Linked DNA regions of Homo sapiens: all the other regions are linked to region 1. A link is a contact called in ENCODE Hi-C or POLR2A ChIA-PET data. All regions are on one chromosome and are shown on one strand. Each heading gives the region's core, a stretch centred on a gene start or an enhancer-like site at or near the end of the contact. The rest is flanking DNA. Distances are from core to core; before and after follow the strand shown. Region 1 overlaps WIPI2 (WD repeat domain, phosphoinositide interacting 2). Region 2 overlaps RNF216 (ring finger protein 216). Region 3 overlaps AP5Z1 (adaptor related protein complex 5 subunit zeta 1).

Region 1 (3,161 bases), core at 662-3,161:
GGGACTACAGGCGGGTGCCCCGCGCCCAGCCCCACTGCTCTCTTCTCAGTAGCAGAGTAGGTCTGGCTCATTCTGCTTCTGGATCTGCTGCGGCGTTCAGAGCAGTGCTGAGCTCCTCGCCACGGGAATGTTTGAAGGAACATAGAAAACCTTAGGGATAAATTGCTTTGCTTTTTCTAAAGTTGGAGCAGCATTTCCTTGGATGCCCAGCCCCAGTAAATCAAGTGGGTTTGGCATTTGTTTGGACCGTAATGGTGTTTTAGGAACAGCTAATTGGCACTTGCGGACCAAGTGTCAGCCCTGGGGCGTGGGCGGTCACTGTGCGGTGGCCACTCTTTATTGGTGTCCCTTTTTCAGAGAGCTGCAAACATGATTCCGGCTCACGACAGTCCTTTAGCGGCACTGGCCTTTGACGCAAGTGGAACTAAACTTGCCACGGCTTCGGAGAAGGTGAGTCTGCTTTTCCCCGGGGGAGCACTGGTGCCAAGGCGTCCACAGACTTTTTCAGTTCTGTTCACACAGCCACCTTAGAGGCAAGGTCCTATACTTACCAGCTCCGGGAGAAGCAAAGACAGCCACCCACTTGTCAGGCCACAGGCGTGTACTGCCCGAGAGTGAGCGGAGCTTGCAGTGTGCCACTGGGACGGGAGAGCTGGTCCACATTTGTAGTAGAAAATACAGAAATGTCCAGAGGAGACAGAAGTGCCGTGTGTAACCACACCGCTCACCCAGTGTGTTTCTAAATGATGAAACTACCACATAACAGTAAAGAACCCAGACAGTGATGAAATGTGAAAAAGCAAAGACAGAATTCTATCCAGCCAGTCTGAACACATTTCAGTGTATTTCATTTTCTCTTTAGTCAACAAAATTGGGATCCTACTATGGGTATAATTTATCCTTTTTCACTCTGCATGACATTTGTCTAAGTTCAAAAACACTTGTAATGGCCGCGCAGTATTTAGTTGTGATTCATGTCAACATCACCCTTTTGGGACTTTGTTTCTAATATGTTGCTGCCGTAGGTAGTAGTGTATTTAAGTCATGTATCAATGTTTTATATGTATTTCTAACTATGAATTCAAGAGATTCCAGTAAGAAGAATGTCTGGCTTTAAAGGAGATGGCCTCTAAATGTCCCCGTGTACCTGTGACCGCGTGGCGAGGCTCCCTGGCCCCCAGGAGACTGAAGGCTCCTTGTTCTCTTCCTCATTTGGACTGTGCCTCTCTTTTCGTTTCAGTTCCTCTTTTCTTGAAAGTTGCGTCTTCCATTCTTCTGTCTTGAGGTCGCGTCTGTTCTCCCGCCTCCGTTTTCTCCGCTCTTCATTGGCCACCGATGACCTTTACTTTGATTTGGATATGATTTTGCTTCTCATTGAAATCCTAAAATAGCCTCCCCTTTCAAGCCATCTCTCCCCTCAAACTATTGACCAGAGAAGATACAATAAAACGTCGGCTCACTTCCTTAGCTTTCCTGCCTGGGCCTTTGTTCTTCAGTCTCACACCCGAGTTCTGTAATAATGATGTCACCGCTTATGGGTCACTTCTGGGTCGTGAATTATCCTGGATCTTTTATCTTCATTACCTCATTTGTTTCCCCTCAGCAAGGTAAACAGTTCTCTGTTTCATAGCAAGGGCTCAGAAAGGTTAAGCGGTGTGCCCGGGGCCGCCCAACTGGGCAGCAACAGAGGGGTCAGACTCCAAGTCTGACTTTGATTCTAATTATGCTAGACTATCCCAATAGCACCTTGTCCTTTTCTTTTCCCTTTGAAATGGCCCTGAAATTCTGTTACCCTTTGACTAATCAAAGTCTCACTGTTAATGTTTCTTTAGTAGCTCTTATAAAGGCCCAAAAGTACTTGATGGAATTTTAAGGCCCATAAAAATAGATTTTTTTTTTTCTGGACTATAAAGAGGAACCTTGATTGCTTGTACATGGAATGCTCTCATCTGTGGAGTGAGAGCAGCAAGGCCTTCCCAGCCCCGCTCTGTCCCAGGTGCTGAGGCCCCCTGAGGCCTGTGACTTAATCCTGCTTTCAAGAATCTTGCGGTCATGTGGCAACAAAACAACTCTTAATTAATTAGTATTGCACGGTAGACGTGCGCCACAAAATTATGTCTCATCTGAAAGTTTAGGCTGCAGAGGACAAAACCTTTGCCGTGGTTATTTTTGTATATGGATGCAGAAAATAGTTCATTCTCTAATTCTCAATGTTACAAGCTCAGTTTGTGTCCCTCCATCCAGAGAGAACCAAGTGTTCTCAAGTACCAGTTTTTTTTTTTTTTGAGACAGGGTCATGCTTGCTCTGTCACCCAGGCTGGAGTGCAGTGGCACAATCTCTGCTCTATGCAACCTCCATCTCCCAGGCTTAAGTGATCTTCCTACTTCAGCCTCCCAAGTAGCTGGGACTACAGGCACCTGCCACCACGCCCGGCTAATTGTTGTACTTTTTGTAGAGATGGGGTTTCACCCTGTTGGCCAGGCTGGTTTCAAACTCCTGAGCTCAAGCGATCTACAAACCTCAGCCTCCCAAAGTGCTAGAATTACAGGAGTGAGCCACTGTGCCTGGCCTATATTCTGATTTCTAATAGCTGTATACTATCCCATTGTATGAGTTTACCATAATTTATGTAAACAGTTCCTTGGTGTTCTACACTTAGGTCATCTGCTGCTTTTTGCTTTTTTTTTTTTTTTGAAACGGAGTCTTGTTCTGTCCCCCAGGCTGGAGTGCAGTGTGGTATGATCTCAGCTCACCACAACCTCTGCCTCCCAGGTTCAAGCAGTTCTCCTGCCGCAGCCTCCTGAGTAGCTGAGATTACAAGCGCGCGCCACCACACCCAGCTAATTTTTGTATTTTGAGTAGATGGGGTTTAACCACGTTGGCCAGGCTGGTCGTGAACTCCTGACCTCGTGATCCACCCGCCTTGGCCTCCCAAAGTGCTGGGATTACAGGAGTGAGCCACCACGCCCAGCCACTTTTTACTATTTACAAACACAGAGATAGTGCAGTGGCATGATCATGGCTCACTGCAGCTTCCACTCCTGGGACAACAGGAACGAATCATCAGGCTTAGCTGATTTTTTTGTTTTTTGTAGAGGTGGGGTCTTGTTATGTTGCCCAGGCTGGTCTTGAACTCCTGGACTCTAGTGTTTCTCCTGTC
Region 2 (3,161 bases), core at 375-2,874, 480 kb after region 1:
TGATCTTCCCGCCTCAGCCTCCCGAGTAGCTGGGACTACAGATGCACAGCACCCATGCCTTATTAAATTTTTTTCTATTTTGTGTAGAGACGAGGTTGTGCTTTGTTGCCCAGGCTGGTCTTGAACTCATAACCTCAAGCAATCCTCCTGCCTCATTCTCCCAAAGTGCTGGAATTATAGGCATGAGCCACCGCTCCGGCCTCTTGGATTCTTCATAGGTAGTTTAAGTCTGTTTTCCCAGAGAAGCTGGAAAACACCAGGTCCCTACCACTTATATAGAAGAATCTTGTGCAGAGAAACTACACAGGAAACCTTCCCTCCTCTAGGATGAAGAGCTCTTTAACCTTCTCACAAAAAGCTGTTAACATTTTCCTGTTATGTTGCACATTTTCTCATCTCTTAAAAAACTGAACAAGCCACAAAACAGGACATTCGAATAAGGGTCTTTCCAGTCCCCAAGAGTGAACTGGAAAGCAGCAAAGCAAACCAAAACAATGAGAGCACAGATAAAGCTAACACTGAAGACAGCTAGAGTTTTTGACTTGTTTTTTTTAAAACTAACTTTTTATTGTAGAAAATTTTAAACATATACAAAAGCAGAGGATGTAATGAACCCTATGCACCCATTATCGTGTTTAATAATGATCGACTCATAACCAATCTGAGCTTATCTATACCCTACCTGTTCACTCATCCCTCCTCCTTCAGTATAATTTTGAAGCAAATCCCAGATTACAAATCTTTTCATTTATAAATATTTCAGTTTGTATCTGCAAAAGATAAAGACTCTTGAAACTAATGCAGCATATCAAAATTACACCTAAAAACACAAATAACAATGAGAAACCCTGGATTTGACTCCTGATGCTGTCACTTACTAGCTGTGTGACTTTGAGCAGATAAGGAGTAAAAAGCCCCTAAAACCCAGGAAGAGTTTTATTAGCAAATACCTAGACCTCAGCCTGTTTTAACTATGATGCCAAACTCCCTGCTCAAGCTATTCTTCCCATACTGGCCCTGATGATCTGACAGAATTGAACACTAGCTTTTTGTTGTGTTCTTCACCCACTACCTCAGCAGATTGGATTTCGTTTCTCATCACGGCTCTGCATTACCAAGGATATTCACAGTCCATCTTCCCAGGGGAATTGTACAGAAACAGAGCACGAACTGTTATTTAGTTTCAGAAGAGATGGCAGGGACTGCTGCCTTAGCCTGTTACACTGGACATGAAGGGCAGCAGGCTTTCTGGGGCTGGGTGGTTGATTCCACTTGCAGTGATGTACTGGCCACAGATACAGACGCACATTTTCTAACTGTGGTCTGTGGGAAGGCCATGTGGCCTCTGGGAACTGGAGATGTGACAGAGACCCTCTGTATTCTTTATCTTTGTCTCAAAGTCAGGGAAGACACTGAGGAATAAAAGGCCTTTTACGTTCTCAGCTACCACATTGCAACTGGAATCTGACCTTGAATTCAAGGATAAACACAAGAAATTCCACCCAACAGCAGCTTCAGCTTAGGCTTTGCTCTCATCTTGCTCGATGCCCTAAACACTCCTCTTTGCTACTGTTCCCCTTCTCCACATTCCCCGCCCTGACACAGACACCCACGGGGACAGGGGGTGTTTTCATGCTTGCGGTATTACCATAGCAACAATTTCTCTTCTACCTGGAAGGCTGGAAACCCTGCAGTGCTCTGTGCTGAGAATGCAAAGAGGGAACACTATCACTTTCCACCTCAGCACACACCACAAGCCGCACACGTGCACTCACACACAGCCCCTTCTCAAGGACATCACAATGAGATCATGACAACAAATCAGGATGCTGACACCTAACAACACAAAATCAGTGCAATGACAAAAAGGAGGTAAAACATTTCTTATAAAAAGGTATTTTGTAGGTATCAATTCTTGAGGGATTTTTATTGTGAAATTTCTAACATGCATCTCTCCCTTGATGAGGCCACAGACACAGAAAAATGTCATTAAATTATTTTAGTAAAATATACAAAGGAACTTAATAGGTGGTGTGTGGTTTCTAGAAAGAGGGCCACTCCAAGCTTCTGATCCCCACAGGCTGTGACAAGCCTGAGAAGCAATAGCTAACTAGTACACAAAACCACAAAAAGAGCCACTAAATTTTAATTAAGTACCCATAGAAACTCGTTAAAAATCCACAGAGAATCTTTTTCTGTGAGTACTACAGACAGTGTGTTTTAGTAGAGACCAAAAATAACAACAACAAAGAGACAAGTAGGTGTGTCCTTCCACAAGGACAGTCCAAGGTGAGCAGCCCTGGCATCCAAGCCTGCCCGCTGCCATGGGTGGGCAGGATGACCAGTGCCCTCCCAGTAGGACAAAAACTCATGCCCAATGCACCAAGAAGACAAACCCTGGATTTCCATCTCTCCACTGCAACTAATTTGGAGTTCTCTAGTATAGCGTATCGCCGTCTTTGTTTCTAGGCCCCTCCTGTACTCATTTCTTCTGAATGTCATCCCTGAGATTCTAAACCTTCTGAGTAGGAGTAAGAAATCAACATGAAACCTGAGAGAAGGAGCACAGCAGTGCTGTGGACAGAGAGTGCAGACCCTGAGAGTGGGAGCACACACACGACAGCCTCCCCCAGCACGTGGCTCTCCCCAGGTTGCACAGGGCCCTTCTCTGAACTTGAATAACGTGGACTAAAGGAGAGCTGTCATTTCTTATAGAATGTATCAGTTAGCAAAAAAATCAGGTTGAAAAATCTACCCCTTTACATGGCAGAACACTGGGGAGCTGGTAGAAATGAGTTGAGTGGTGAGTGATGAGTCATCTTCTGTTCCCTGATGGGATTTTCCACCTGCCCACTTTAGGGGAACTCCATGCTCTTGTGGCAGCAGGTTCACAAAACTGGAGGCAGTTCCCCCTTTCTAGGATCTCCGTTCATCTCCTGAGGCCGCACATCTGCACACACCATCCTCACTGGGCAGCTATTACTTCGTGACACAAAGTGCCAGGCACTGCACTTGACACTTTACCCACGCTGTTTCCATTGGTTTTGCACAAAAGCTCTACGAGGTAGGTGCAACCGTTCTTATTGTACACGGAAAGGAAATGTGGCTTAGGGAGATCAAGTATTCACCCTATGTCACAAAGCTAGTGAGTGGAGGAGCTA
Region 3 (3,161 bases), core at 77-2,576, 430 kb before region 1:
CCTCATGCCAGGGTGAAGGGACAGTGGCCAGGGACTTCGGTGCAGATTAAGAGCCTGGGCAGCCAGCTTGCTACTGAGGCCAGGCTGATAGGAGCTCAGGAGGGCGCGGGAGTCCTGGGAGAGGAGGCAAGGCCCACGGTGGGCTTGGCACCCTCACAGACACGCGGGGCTGGCCCCCCTGCTCACCCTCTGGGCTTTGTCTCCGAGCCTTTTGCTCCCAGGCAACACTGAGCTGAGCTGAGGGGTGCCATGGAGCGGCTCTGATTGGAGGCTTGAGGCCCTGTGGCTGGGTCGGGTGGAGGCTGCTGGGTCTGTTTCCTAGTCTTTTGTTTTTGGACAGTTGATGGGCAAGAAGAGCTGCAGTAAAAGTAAATCTCCTTTAATAAGCGTCTGTATGAAGAGTGCGCGATCAGTTCCGTTACCTGCCCTGCACCCTGGGGAGAGGACCAGGGATGGGAACCCCTGGCAGCTGCTGCCAGTCCTGGAGGCTCAGCCCGGCGTGCCACTGCTGCTACAGAAACCAGGTCATTTGTGCACAGCCCGGAAGGCAGCGGCGCGAGTTCCCGGGTGTGGTCACCGCTCTGGGTGGTGCGCTTGTCAATGCCCCTTTTGATGCCCTTGAATAGCCTGAAGATGAAGGGGACCGGGGGAGGGTTGCAAGCGCCATGGCCTATGCAGGCTGCGGCCTCTGGCCATTCGGAGGGAAGGCCCCAGGGAGCCACCTGAGTGGAGCTCAGAACACTGGATTCGCGCGAAGGGGAGGTGTCTGGGCGTGCGGCCCCAGCCCCGCCACCTTCCTGGGCCCTGTGGTCCCACCCTCCGGACTACCAAGGCACAGCTGTGTCGCACGTTCCGCCCGGTGCCTGGGACGGGCTCAGCCGCCAGGGGGCGCCGCCGCCCCGAGAGCCTCACGCCCCGCCCCCAGGCTCAAACTCTTCCCCCTCCCCACTCTGGCTCCGCCCCCGGTCTCCTCTTTTGCTCTGGCCCCGCCCACCTCCCCTCCGGCCTCGGCCCCGCCCCCAATCCCCCATAGCTCTGCGACTAAGAAACCACAGGCTGAAGGCGACTGCAGGGTCCTGCCCCTTGCCCAGCCTCAGGACTATGGAGGGGGCGAGTGACGCGCAAGGAACGGAGCAGGGGACACCGTGCGGGCTCAGGAGCTCCCCAGATGCCCGAGCCGAACCGCGGGGTCCTCACCGCCAGGTTCCAGCCCAGGAAGCGCTCGCCTGCCCCACAGCCTGGGCCTTGGGTCGCGTTCCGAGCTCCAGGACGGCTGGTGTCCCCCGCGGCCTGCGATGACAGCCCAGGGCCGCTGAGCCGGGGCCGCAGGAAAGGCTGGCGCTGGCAGGCGCTTCCGTCGGCAGCACTGTGTTTGTGTTTCCACGTGGAAACAGCAGCGCACGTGTACAACTGTGCATACCAAGGCGTGCGTGCCAGTGCGCGGGTCTCGGGATCACTTCCCAGTGCGGTGCACGACCCCGCCTGCAGCAGTGGGTGTGGGGGCGCTGCTGGGCTCATCCCGAAGCTCAGAGAGCGTGGGGCTGCCCCTAGGCTCGGAATGAGTCTCCCACTGAGTCCGCAGCTCCCCTCCTGCCCTGGGGCGGGGCTTCCCTGACCTGAAGGCGTCGGGGGTGTCCTGGCTCCCAGCTCCCAGGCACTCGTGGGGCCACCGCCCAGGCCAGCTGGTGCTAAGTCCGCAGCCTGTGCAGCAGCGCCCGGCTTAGGACTGGGAGTGTGACTTGAAGGGCCGTCCCGCTCATCCAAGGGACAAGGAGGAGCTCATGGCCACAGGGCCTCGGAGGGCATGACCCCAGCCCAGGGAGGAGCAACCTTCAGGTGGCCTCCAGGAGGCAGCTGGGAAAAGGGCAAAGCTCACCAGCTCTCAACTTTTTTTTTAAATAAACTGAAATTTTAGAATAGTTTTTCAGATTTACAGAAAAGATGATAAACCTTAGAAACATTATATGCTAAGTGAAAGTGAGAAGTGACAGCCTGCTGGCAGTCCTCACAGCCCTCGCTCGCTCTTGGCGCCTCCTCTGCCTGGGCTCCCACTTTGGCAGCACTTGAGGAGCCCTTCAGCCCGCCACTGCACTGTGGGAGCCCCTTTCAGGGCTGGCCAAGGCCGGAGCCGGCTCCCTCAGCTTGCGGGGAGGTGTGGAGGGAGAGGCGCGGTGGGAACCAGGGCTGCACGCGGTGCTTGCGGGCCAGCGCGAGTTCCGGGTGGGCGTGGGCTCTGTGGGCCCCGCACTCGGAGCCGCCGGCTAGCCCCGCCAGCCTGGGCAGTGAGGGGCTTAGCACCTGGACCAGCAGCTGCTGTGCTCGATTTCTCACTGGGCCTTAGCTGCCTTCCTGCGGGGCAGGGCTGGGGACCTGCAGCCCGCCATGCCTGAGCCTCCCCCCTCCCCTCCGTGGGTTCCTGCGCAGTCCGAGCCTCCCCAACGAGTGTTGCCACCTGCTCAGGGCACCCAGTCCCATCGACCACCCAAGGGCTGAGGAGTGCCTTTGGAGCAGGGCACGGGACTGGCAGGCAGCTCTACCTGCAGCCCCTGTGCAGGATCCACTGGGTGAAAGCCAGCTGGGCTCCTGAGTCTGGTGGGGACTTGGAGAACCTTTATGTCTAGCTAAGGGATTGTAAATAAACCAATTGGCACTCTGTATCTAGCTCAAGGTTTGTAAACACACCAATCAGCACCTTGTGTCTAGCTCAGGGTTTGTGAATGCACCAATAGACACTCTGTATCTAGCTACTCTGGTGGGGACTTGGAAAACCTTTTTGTCAACACTCTGTATCTAGTTAATCTGGTGGGGACATGGAGAACCTTTGTGTCTAGCTCAGGGATTGTAAACGCACCAATCAGCACCCTGTCAAAACAGACCACTCGGCTCTACCAGTCAGCAGGATGTGGGTGGGGCCAGATGAGAATAAAAGCAGGCTGCCCGAGCCAGCAGTGACAACCCACTCGGGTCCCCTTCCACACCGGGATGCTTTGTTTGTTCGCTCTTTGCAATAAATCTTGCTGCTGCTCACTCTTTGGGTCCACACTGCCTTTATGAGCTATAACACTCATCGCAAAGATCTGCAGCTTCACTCCTAAAGCCAGCAAGACCACGAACCCACTGGGAGGAACGAACAACTCCAGACGCGCCGCCTTAAGAGCTGT

What was found. Hi-C counts contacts between places; a loop is a spot of excess contacts on that map. ChIA-PET counts read pairs that join two places held with the same protein, here RNA polymerase II (POLR2A). Pooled maps may share reads with other maps.
Region 2: a pooled map shows a loop between it and region 1 (5-fold over the local background). The contact joins two enhancer-like sites. A Hi-C loop is called at or near these places in 5 of 37 single-sample maps with no recorded cell type and 2 of 50 pooled maps. POLR2A ChIA-PET finds 5 or more read pairs at or near these places in 1 of 52 experiments (activated B cell).
Region 3: a loop to region 1 is called in a pooled map, with 3 times the contacts of the local background. The contact joins two enhancer-like sites. A Hi-C loop is called at or near these places in 1 of 50 pooled maps. POLR2A ChIA-PET finds 5 or more read pairs at or near these places in 2 of 52 experiments (PC-9 and activated naive CD4-positive, alpha-beta T cell).

Annotation. Positions count from the first base shown.
Region 1 is chr7:5,217,565-5,220,725 of GRCh38, forward strand. It overlaps WIPI2 (WD repeat domain, phosphoinositide interacting 2), which reads left to right. Exons shown (of 13, transcript NM_015610.4): 7 at 358-450. Among named protein-coding and RNA genes, the nearest start is that of WIPI2, 29 kb to the left of the region's middle. RefSeq lists enhancers at 737-1,936, 795-874, 885-1,594. Within about 2 kb of position 1,912, at least 9 of the 41 ENCODE cell types and tissues checked have a DNase peak (open chromatin) inside an H3K27ac peak, as active enhancers do.
Region 2 is chr7:5,698,492-5,701,652 of GRCh38, forward strand. All of the region lies in intron 13 of RNF216 (ring finger protein 216), which reads right to left. Among named protein-coding and RNA genes, the nearest start is that of MIR6874, 12 kb to the right of the region's middle. RefSeq lists an enhancer at 2,716-2,995. Within about 2 kb of position 1,625, at least 15 of the 41 ENCODE cell types and tissues checked have a DNase peak (open chromatin) inside an H3K27ac peak, as active enhancers do.
Region 3 is chr7:4,791,370-4,794,530 of GRCh38, forward strand. It overlaps AP5Z1 (adaptor related protein complex 5 subunit zeta 1), which reads left to right. Exons shown (of 17, transcript NM_014855.3): 17 at 1-3,028. The coding sequence ends at 16. Among named protein-coding and RNA genes, the nearest start is that of MIR4656, 4.3 kb to the left of the region's middle. RefSeq lists a silencer at 865-984 and enhancers at 1,375-1,454, 1,559-2,233. Within about 2 kb of position 1,327, at least 10 of the 41 ENCODE cell types and tissues checked have a DNase peak (open chromatin) inside an H3K27ac peak, as active enhancers do.